Regions from separate parts of the Homo sapiens genome. Here all the other regions are linked to region 3. The links are chromatin contacts, found by Hi-C or POLR2A ChIA-PET in ENCODE. All regions are on one chromosome and are shown on one strand. The core of a region is the stretch at or near the end of the contact, and the rest is flanking DNA. Distances in the headings are between cores, read along the strand shown. Region 1 overlaps WNT9B (Wnt family member 9B). Region 2 holds the start of WNT9B (Wnt family member 9B). Region 3 overlaps WNT3 (Wnt family member 3).

What was found. Hi-C counts contacts between places; a loop is a spot of excess contacts on that map. ChIA-PET counts read pairs that join two places held with the same protein, here RNA polymerase II (POLR2A). Pooled maps may share reads with other maps.
Region 1: a loop to region 3 is called in a pooled map, with 2.8 times the contacts of the local background. The contact joins two enhancer-like sites. A Hi-C loop is called at or near these places in 1 of 50 pooled maps. POLR2A ChIA-PET finds 5 or more read pairs at or near these places in 2 of 52 experiments (H1 and Panc1).
Region 2: a map of GM12878 shows a loop between it and region 3 (2.4-fold over the local background). The contact joins the promoter of WNT9B here to the enhancer-like site in region 3. A Hi-C loop is called at or near these places in 9 of 168 maps with a recorded cell type or tissue (GM12878, HCT116, Jurkat and 6 more), 1 of 37 single-sample maps with no recorded cell type and 3 of 50 pooled maps. POLR2A ChIA-PET finds 5 or more read pairs at or near these places in 4 of 52 experiments (A673, HepG2, K562 and 1 more).

The regions. Positions count from the first base shown.
Region 1 is chr17:46,876,620-46,879,472 of GRCh38, reverse strand. WNT9B (Wnt family member 9B) reads right to left here. Exons shown (of 4, transcript NM_003396.3): 4 at 1-2,853. The coding sequence ends at 2,755. It also overlaps a transcript of LRRC37A2 not described here. Among named protein-coding and RNA genes, the nearest start is that of WNT9B, 26 kb to the right of the region's middle. RefSeq lists enhancers at 645-1,144, 2,454-2,853. Within about 2 kb of position 1,297, at least 7 of the 41 ENCODE cell types and tissues checked have a DNase peak (open chromatin) inside an H3K27ac peak, as active enhancers do.
Region 2 is chr17:46,850,215-46,852,937 of GRCh38, reverse strand. WNT9B (Wnt family member 9B) reads right to left here and starts at 1,355. Exons shown (of 4, transcript NM_003396.3): 1 at 1,223-1,355. The coding sequence starts at 1,299. It also overlaps a transcript of LRRC37A2 not described here.
Region 3 is chr17:46,769,816-46,772,445 of GRCh38, reverse strand. WNT3 (Wnt family member 3) reads left to right here. Exons shown (of 5, transcript NM_030753.5): 3 at 2,398-2,630. It also overlaps a transcript of LRRC37A2 not described here. Among named protein-coding and RNA genes, the nearest start is that of WNT3, 48 kb to the left of the region's middle. RefSeq lists an enhancer at 1-443. Within about 2 kb of position 1,250, at least 15 of the 41 ENCODE cell types and tissues checked have a DNase peak (open chromatin) inside an H3K27ac peak, as active enhancers do; they include A673 and heart right ventricle, where a contact is called at or near this core.

The sequences.
Region 1 (2,853 bases), core at 48-2,547, 110 kb before region 3:
ATTATCATTATGAGTAAGACACTTTTGCCAGAGCAGAAGAAGGGGGCCTGGACCCAGAAGGGCAGAAAATCTACAAAAACATCACAAGGAGGGTCTGGATGGAGCCCACCAGGGCTCATCACAGAGCGGACATGTGCTTACCAGCTCCGAGACAGACCCAGTCATGGAATACAGGTTTGTCCTCCTTCCCAGCGACCCGGCCTCCTGCTCAGTGGGGGACCCGGTCAGGTCAGGCTGTATCTCCCCAGACAGAGGGTTTCCGGGAAAATACACAAACCCCACCTGTGCTGTCTGTGAAATATAGCAACTATATAAATAATATAAATACTTTCTCATATATCTTAGCTATATAAATTATTCTCCTTTGCTCTAAAAACTATATATTTGAGGTAGACAAAAATACCCTGTGAGCATTTCCCTTAAAGCTGTAGAATGAGGGGTCAGTGGTCACTCTAGTCCCCAGGGGCCCCAAGAGGGCCGAGGTGGGTCTTCAGGGGTAACTGGAAAAGAAAGGGATGAGAGCAAGGAAGAAGAGAGGGAGAGAGACAGACAGAGAAGACCCCACAAGCCAAGGAGCCCTCAGAACCTGCACTGTGCCATTGACTTGGGGTGTCCATGTTAGCAGCCAGCCACTGCCTAGATGCCTTAGAGCCTGCCCTTTGCCCTCCCACGACCCTGGCACTGCCAGCCATGAAGTCAGAATGCAGGTGGCATGTTGGTGGATCAGGGTGCTCTGGCCTCCACGTTGCTCCCAGGCCCCCTGCTCTGCCAGTGAGGTCCCTGCTGCCTTACGCCCAGCACTGAGCCTGGGTGGAGGCAGAGTTGGGGTCTCGGAGGAGCAAGATGGATTGGGAAGGCAGAGAAAATCTCCATGCTGTGGGGAAGTGGAAGAAAGGAGAAAACCAGCCCTCTCCCCATTTTTCTCCTGCTGCCAAGGTGTGGGCCAGGTGCTTGGGTCAGCAATGTCATTTTAACGAGAGGGGCTCAGGTCAGTTTGGCTTCTCAGCCGGGCCTCTGCAGTCAAAAATCCTTCCAGCATCCAGCAGACTGCCCTGATCCACTGGAGACTGGGCAGCTCCTCCTCGCCCTTGGAGGTCTCAGGGAGTTGGCCAGGGCACAGTCAGCGGGCCTTTGTCCTGGAGCTGGCACAGGCGAGGTTTCTGAGCATTCAGCTGATTCTGAAATTTCCTGTGTTGGTGAAGGGTCAGCAACTCTAGGTTTAGGGAGAAAGGAAGCTGACAGATGGGCGTGGCAGGGCCAGCAAAGTGGCCAAGGGCTTCCCGAAAGAAGTCACTTCCTCCTGGGTGGCATCGGGCCCCACTCTGGGGAAGTACAATGCCTCCAGCAAGGGGACCCCTGCAAGGTCTTCATCCTGAACAAGAGAGGCATGTGCAACAGGAACCCCCAGCCTGGTCCAGGGGCTGTGCATCCATGTGTGCCTGTGTGGAGGTACCAGTCTCTCCTCCTTTCACAGAGGGCCTTGGCAGGTGCTGCTGAAAATGTCCACAGGATCTGAGGAAATTATCAAAGTCACGTCTCCTCCTCAAGTAAGAGCCAAAGTGAGGGCCAAGTGAGAGGCCATTAGGAACTGAAGGAGGCTACCCAGGAGCCAGGCTTAGCAAGGACTCAAGCACCTATAACCCCAGCCAGGGCAAAAGCCTTAACTAGATGAGCAGCCACAAGAATAGAAATGTAACTTCAAGTCATAGCTCGTGAGCCAGCTGTTCTTCAGTATTGTGAACTCAGCTGGTATGGGGGTGTCACAGACCAGGCAGGCCCCAGCCACAGGAAGTCACCAAAGCTCACTCAAGAGCCAGCTGAGAAACTGAGCTCGCCACGTCACTGCCAGGCACCAGGAAGCTGTTGCCCTCCTCCTCTGCGCTGGGAGTGAAGATTCCTTTGGCCAGCAGGGAACACAGGGAGGGGCCGTTGTCTCCCTGTTCAACCTCAGGTGCACTGAGTCCCGCCTTGGTGGCTAGTTCTCCCACCTGTCTTACCTGCACTGGTGGTAGTTTTGAGCACGGCTGGGTGAGTGTGCATAACCCAGCTCTCGAGACAAGAATGAGGCCTCAGCGGAGGCATATTTGAAAAGCCAAATCAAGGACACAGGGCTCCAGGGCACAGATCTCACTCGGGTCCACTCAAGCACAGAAAGCTCTCCTTTCTCTGAACGGATGGCTTCTACCACCTGTGCTTTCTCCCCATCTCTGGCACAGCAAAACCAGGGGAGTGGTGGAGGTGTGTGACACCTGGAGCCCACTGCACCTGAGCAGGGCCACAGGACCCGATTGACCCATCTCAGCCAGGCTCCCGCCTTCACTTCCAGCTGGCACTGCCTGCCTTGGCATTCCTAGCCCAGCAGTTCACCTCCCAAGAACATGCTGGCTCCAAGCCATTCATCCCAGGAAGCAAGATGGAATAGCCCCTCTCTCCCGTCCAAAATTTCAGTCCTGCTGTGCTCTTGGTCTCCCTTATTTCCCTCCATGTCTTTCTCACTCTGCCCTCCTCTCCAAGTCCTCAACAAGGTTGGGGATGCTTGGGTTAAGGGAGGAGGCTTTGCTTCTCTTTGTTGAGTATCGAGGGAGGCAAAAGGCTGGCCAAGGAATGGTGGTGAGTGGCACACTCGTGTGCATTGGCACACATGCCGGTTTATGCATGCATGTGATGACAGTCTGCCCAGAGGGCCGGCTGGGCAGCTTGAAGGGTGCCACAGGAGGTCCTGGCAGTGCCAGACTGGCTTGCTGGGCAGTAGGCCTAGTGCTTGCAGGTGTACACAAGCTCCTCCTGCACACATTGCTGGCACTCCACGTAGCAGCACCACTGCACCTGGCAGTGGCAGGAGAAGGCCACCAG
Region 2 (2,723 bases), core at 106-2,605, 80 kb before region 3:
CCCTCCTCCACAGCCCAGACATGTTTCCACCAGGGGTCATGACCTGGAAATTAGCCCACAGCCCTTACTCCAACCTGTGCAGAACTTCTCAGACCTTTACATACCTCTCCCTGGCTACTTCTTCAAAGCAGCCTCTAGCAGGTCACTTGCTTGGTGTTTTCTTGCCTTTGCTGTATATACTCAGACTGTAAGCCTCCTATTGATTTGGGGTGAAGATTTTAAAAGGAGGCAAGGCTTAAAGTAACAGGCTGTACATATTGGAGTTGGCTTTGGGTGGATGGTGGGAAGGTGCCTTCTTACCCATGATACCCGCCCCCATCCCTCACCAAATCCCTGCAATTCAGGGTCAGAGAAGAAGGGACTGGAAACAATTGCCCTATAACTTTTGCTCCAAACATTCCCCACATAGTTCCTGTCCGGCTCTCTCCCCAGTGTCACCTACCCCACTGTCCCCCAGGTGTCACCCCCCACTGTGATCCTCCTTTTCCAACCATGTACACACACACACACACACACACACACACACACACACACACACACACACACACTGGGCCCTCTCACTCTTTCCAGTGTTCTCCTGAGAAATCACCCCATGCCAGGTCTGAGATGTGGTCGCATTTCCCCAGCGCACGGTTCCTTCCTGCGTCTCCAGCTGGCGCTCTCACCGTCCGAGGTTTCCCCCATTCTCCCTGGACGCGCACGATCCTCTGCCCCGAGACCGGGAACAGCCCGTCCCACCCATCCACCCAGCCCTCTCGGTCTCCGCTCCGCAGGGCGAAGGCGGAGGGTGGGGAAGGAGTCCGAGGCAAGGACGGCTCGCCGGAGGCCAGGATGGCGGCAGACAGGGCACCGGCGTGAGGATCCCGAGAGGGCATCAGAGAGCGGGACTGACGCCTGAACGGGCGGGGCCGGGGCGGACGGGGCCAGGGTCCGAGGCGTGCGCAGAGTCCGAGACCCGGCGGGATGAGGAGAGCGGCGGCTGGGGGGCGACCAGAGACTCGGACACTGAACAGGGCGATGGATTCGGAGCCGGGGAAGCTGGAGACCGAACTCAGGGCGCGAACTCCGACTGCGAAGTGGGTTGGGTCGCGCCGGGCTAGGGTCTGAGTTCGAGACCTCGGCGGGGCCAAGGACAGCGGGAGGGAAAAATTGGCCCAGCTGTAGCGCAGGAGGGAGAGACAGGCAGGCCGGGGAGCGGGCGGGGGGCGCGGCGGGCACTGACCCGAAGTAGGAGGCGGCGGCGGCGGGCAGCGCCAGCAGGCAGAGCCCGGCCAGGGCCAGCGCGGGCGGGGGGCGCATGGTGCTGGCGGCGCTGCGCCCTCTAGCATCTCCTCGCGCCGCTCAAGCTCGCAGCTCCGCCACCACCCGCCCGCGGGACTTTAAACCCGGGTGGGGCGGGGCAGGCGGCGCTGGGAAAGGAGGAGATTGGGAGGCTCCCCAGCCCCGGGCGGCGAGCCCCCCGCCCCATTGGCCCCACCGCCCTCGCCCCGCCCCGTCGCGGGTGGGGCAGCCGCCCCTGGACCGCCCCCGCCCCTCCCCCATTGCCCCGCCCTCCGGCCCCAGGTGAGCGCTCACCTGGCGCCGCGCCCGCCCGGGGTCGCGGTGGCTGAACGTGAAGCCCCCCGGGCCTGGAGAGGCGGGGAGGAGGGTACGAGGCGGGGACGGAGGAGATTCTGCCTCTCCGGGATGGGGCGGAGGCAAGCGCAATGGCTTCTCCGAGGTAGAGAAGGTGGAGGGGTAGGAGGAGGGACGCATCTGGAGTCGGTGGAAAACCCGGGTCATTGTCCGCCCTCCTGCCGGGCAAGTGCGGTCTCTTCGCCGCAGCCCGCAGACTCAGGGCAGGGCCGGGTCCTGGTGCAGAACCGCTCTCTGGAAGCGGGGGAAATGCATGTCCAATGGCTCAGGGGACCCTGTTGCCAGGCAAAGAGTCTTGGGCAGAGGGGAGAGAGGAAAGGGCGCTCTGTTTTTAAACGGGAGAGTGACTGTTACCGGCGAGGCGCGCAGCGTGGGCCTCCGTGGGCTTTTGACAAAATGCTGCTGATGTTCCCCAGCGCAGAAATCCAAAGTGGACAGTGGGGCAGACAGAGCCCTGCGGGAGGAGGGACCCACTTTCCAAGGTGTGTAGATGCCAGAATCTCTGGTAGATAGGGTGGGAACTTCAAGTGTTGGGCCCCAAAGTTCTGTTTTGCTTATTATTTTTTAAAGTTTAACCCCAATTTCTGCTGCGAAGGTGCAGAGATCAAAGCGGCGCGTGGTACCTGTCTAGAAAGGAGACATACAACCAATGACCCAAGTGAGATTTAAAATGTTTTTGAGAGTCTCGAACACGGGGTCAAATCAAGCAAAACAAAATATAACTTGCAATGAATGTCAAGATCTGCATGTAAAGTTTCCAAAAAATCAGCCATGCATAGGGAACATCAAGTGACTGCGACCTTGGCTTTTCAGTGGACACCAGCATGGTAGGGGGCTGAGAGAGGTGTTGAGGGAGGTGTTGGGAAGATGGTGGCTACCGTGTTAGGTGGCATTAACAGAGGAAGCCCCCACCTCTTTGAGCCTCTTTGAGCTCAGTTTCTCTGTCAAATGAGCGCAGTGATTACATGATCTGATGATTCCTAACAGCTCTGCCAGCCCTATCAAATCCCATGGTTCTACTTATTGAGGCCACATGGCCCAATGTAATGTGCAGAGACCTGGAGTCAAATCATGTAAGTTATGAGCCC
Region 3 (2,630 bases), core at 1-2,500:
TCTAGACGCGCTCCCCAAAAGCGAGTCACCTCTGATCGCTCTTCCCGTCTCCGGCCAAGAGCCAGGGGAAAGCGGCTCTGGGAGCGCTACCCATTCACTCCGCGTTGAACGTTTTAAGTCACCACCGTAGGTTCTGGCACACGCCCCGGTCCCTAGATGGCCCGAGGACAGGTTTGGGTTGCGGGGGGAGGGGCGATGTGTGCCCGAGAGTTTGGGAATTTGCTGGCGGCGGCGAGGAGAGCATCCCGGAAGACGCCGCGAGCGCATACGCGCCCCGGTCGGTGCCCAGAGCCCGGACCTTGAACCCAGGTTCGCGCCCAGCTCCGGCCCCACGTTTGCACCCCGCCCCCGGCGAGTCCCCACACCACCGCCGCGTGGGCGGCCAAGGGTTAATCTCTGCCCCGCGCTTTGAGACCCGGGGCGCAGCGGGTCGGGCAGCCCGGGGCGCGCGTCTTCCGCGAGTCTGGGGGCGGCGGGGTCGGCGGCCGGAAGGGGCGAGGCGCGGCGGCGGCGCGGCGGGCCCGAGGCGCTTCCCCAGGCGGGGGCGGGGGCAGGGGCGGGGGCGGGCGCCGGAGGGGCCTGGGCGGCCTGAAAAGCGCCCGAGCACCGCCCCCCCACCGCGCGGCCGCCGCGCCATTCACACGCCCTCTGGCCATTCGGCGCGGCGCGGCGCGGCGCGGCGCGGGGGCGGGGGGCGCCGCTTCAATGGGGATTTCGCGGCCCGGCGCCGGGGCCGGGGGCGCGGCCCGGCCGCGGGAGCCGCCCGTTGCTACGCGGTGGCGGCCGGCCCGGCGGCCCGGGCCCGGCGGCCGCATTATGCGGGTAATGCGGTGTGACACCGCGCGAACAAAGGCGGATTGAGCGGCCCAGCGGGCCCCGCCGGACGGGGAAGGCACAGCGGGGCTGTCAGCGCCGCTCCCAGGCTAATCCCCGCCCCGCCCCCGCCGCCCCCGCGTTCCCGGGGCTGGGAACCCAGCGCGGCCCGGGGCCCGGGCGCCGCTGCCGCCGCGAGAGGCCGCAGGCCGGCCGGAAACGAGGGGCGCCCGCCCTGTGAACCCGCCCTCGGCCCCTCTTCCCCGAGGCGCCCCCAGGGCTGGGGCGTCTAGGATTGGGGCGAGTGAGCGGCGCGGCTGGGACCCCGAGGCCGGGAGCACAACTGGACGCGGGACGTCGGGCCCCCTTGCCGCCGTCCTCGGTCGGCCCTGGCAGCGCAGGCGCGGGGCGCGGGCGGGACCAGCTCTGCACTCTTCGCCCTCCCGTCGTTGGAAGTGGGACGGGCCCCTCTGTAGGTGGCGCAGGAGGGCGTGGGGGCCGCGGAGAGCGGCCGCGGGAGCCAAGAGGGGTCCCGGGCTTCCTTCTTGCAGCACTCGGCCCACAGCCCAGGAGGGGAGGCGGGCGCCTGGCTTCTAAATAAATTTGGTCACATTTATGACCAATTTTGCCGACTAGGCCGGCCCGGCGTTTCACAGCCTGTGTCAGGTGGCGAGTCACCTCCGGCTCCCGGGTCCTGCCATGAGGAGAGAGATGGTTGGGCTGCAGGTCTTGCAGGCCTTGGCCTCCCTAATCGTCAATGTCCACATCTATAAAATGAGTAAAACTTTCCATGTGAATGAAGCACATGCAGAGACGATGACCGTTGTGAGGAGGCTGGAGCACACCCTTGAGAGTCTCTCCTTTCCCTGCGCTGGACCCTGGGACAGAACCAGGGGAACTGCCCGGTGTCCCTACCCTTCTGGGAGGGAGTTGGCCGTGCCTGGGCGTGAGGGCAGGAGAATGGGGATGGGGAGACTGAGGCACGGGCCACTGCCCTCCTGGTGAGGGGCTCTAGGAGCGGAGGGAAGCCGTGTCCATTTTACAAAAAGGGCGACTGAGACCGAGAAAAGGAGAGGGGCCGTCCCTATGCATCCACGTGCGGAAGGGGTGGGCCTGGGCAGGTTTAGGCTGTAGATTCCCAGGCCTCCCTCCTTACAGACCTGGATCTCACTCAGGCGTGGGAGGGCTCAGGCCTGTGCAGGGTGGTCTCTGGACTTTGGGAAGGTGGAGGGCAGGGGGTGTGGGACCAGGACAGAAGTGGCTGCCTTATCTCTGCAGCAACCTGCCAGAGGTTTGGTGTCGGCGCCTGTTTCTAACAGGCACTGCTTTGCCCTGTGGCATTTGAGGTCCTGAGCTAATCAGCAGCCCAGGGCCTCAGTTTGCTCATCGGTGAAGTGGGAATACCCAACTGGGTCTAAACCAGCCAAAGAGGGTGGGGAAGCTGCCTCCCTCTTGCCTCAGGGCTGGTGAGCTCTTCAACTCTTCCTGGCCTCGTTCCCCTCACGTCCTGGCCTGGGAGGTGGAGGCAGGGCAGGCGCTCCCAGGCCGGGTCCTGAGTGCTGCCTCCCCACGACCTCCCCGCAGCCACCCGCGAGTCGGCCTTCGTTCACGCCATCGCCTCGGCCGGCGTGGCCTTCGCCGTCACCCGCTCCTGCGCCGAGGGCACCTCCACCATTTGCGGCTGTGACTCGCATCATAAGGGGCCGCCTGGCGAAGGCTGGAAGTGGGGCGGCTGCAGCGAGGACGCTGACTTCGGCGTGTTAGTGTCCAGGGAGTTCGCGGATGCGCGCGAGAACAGGCCGGACGCGCGCTCGGCC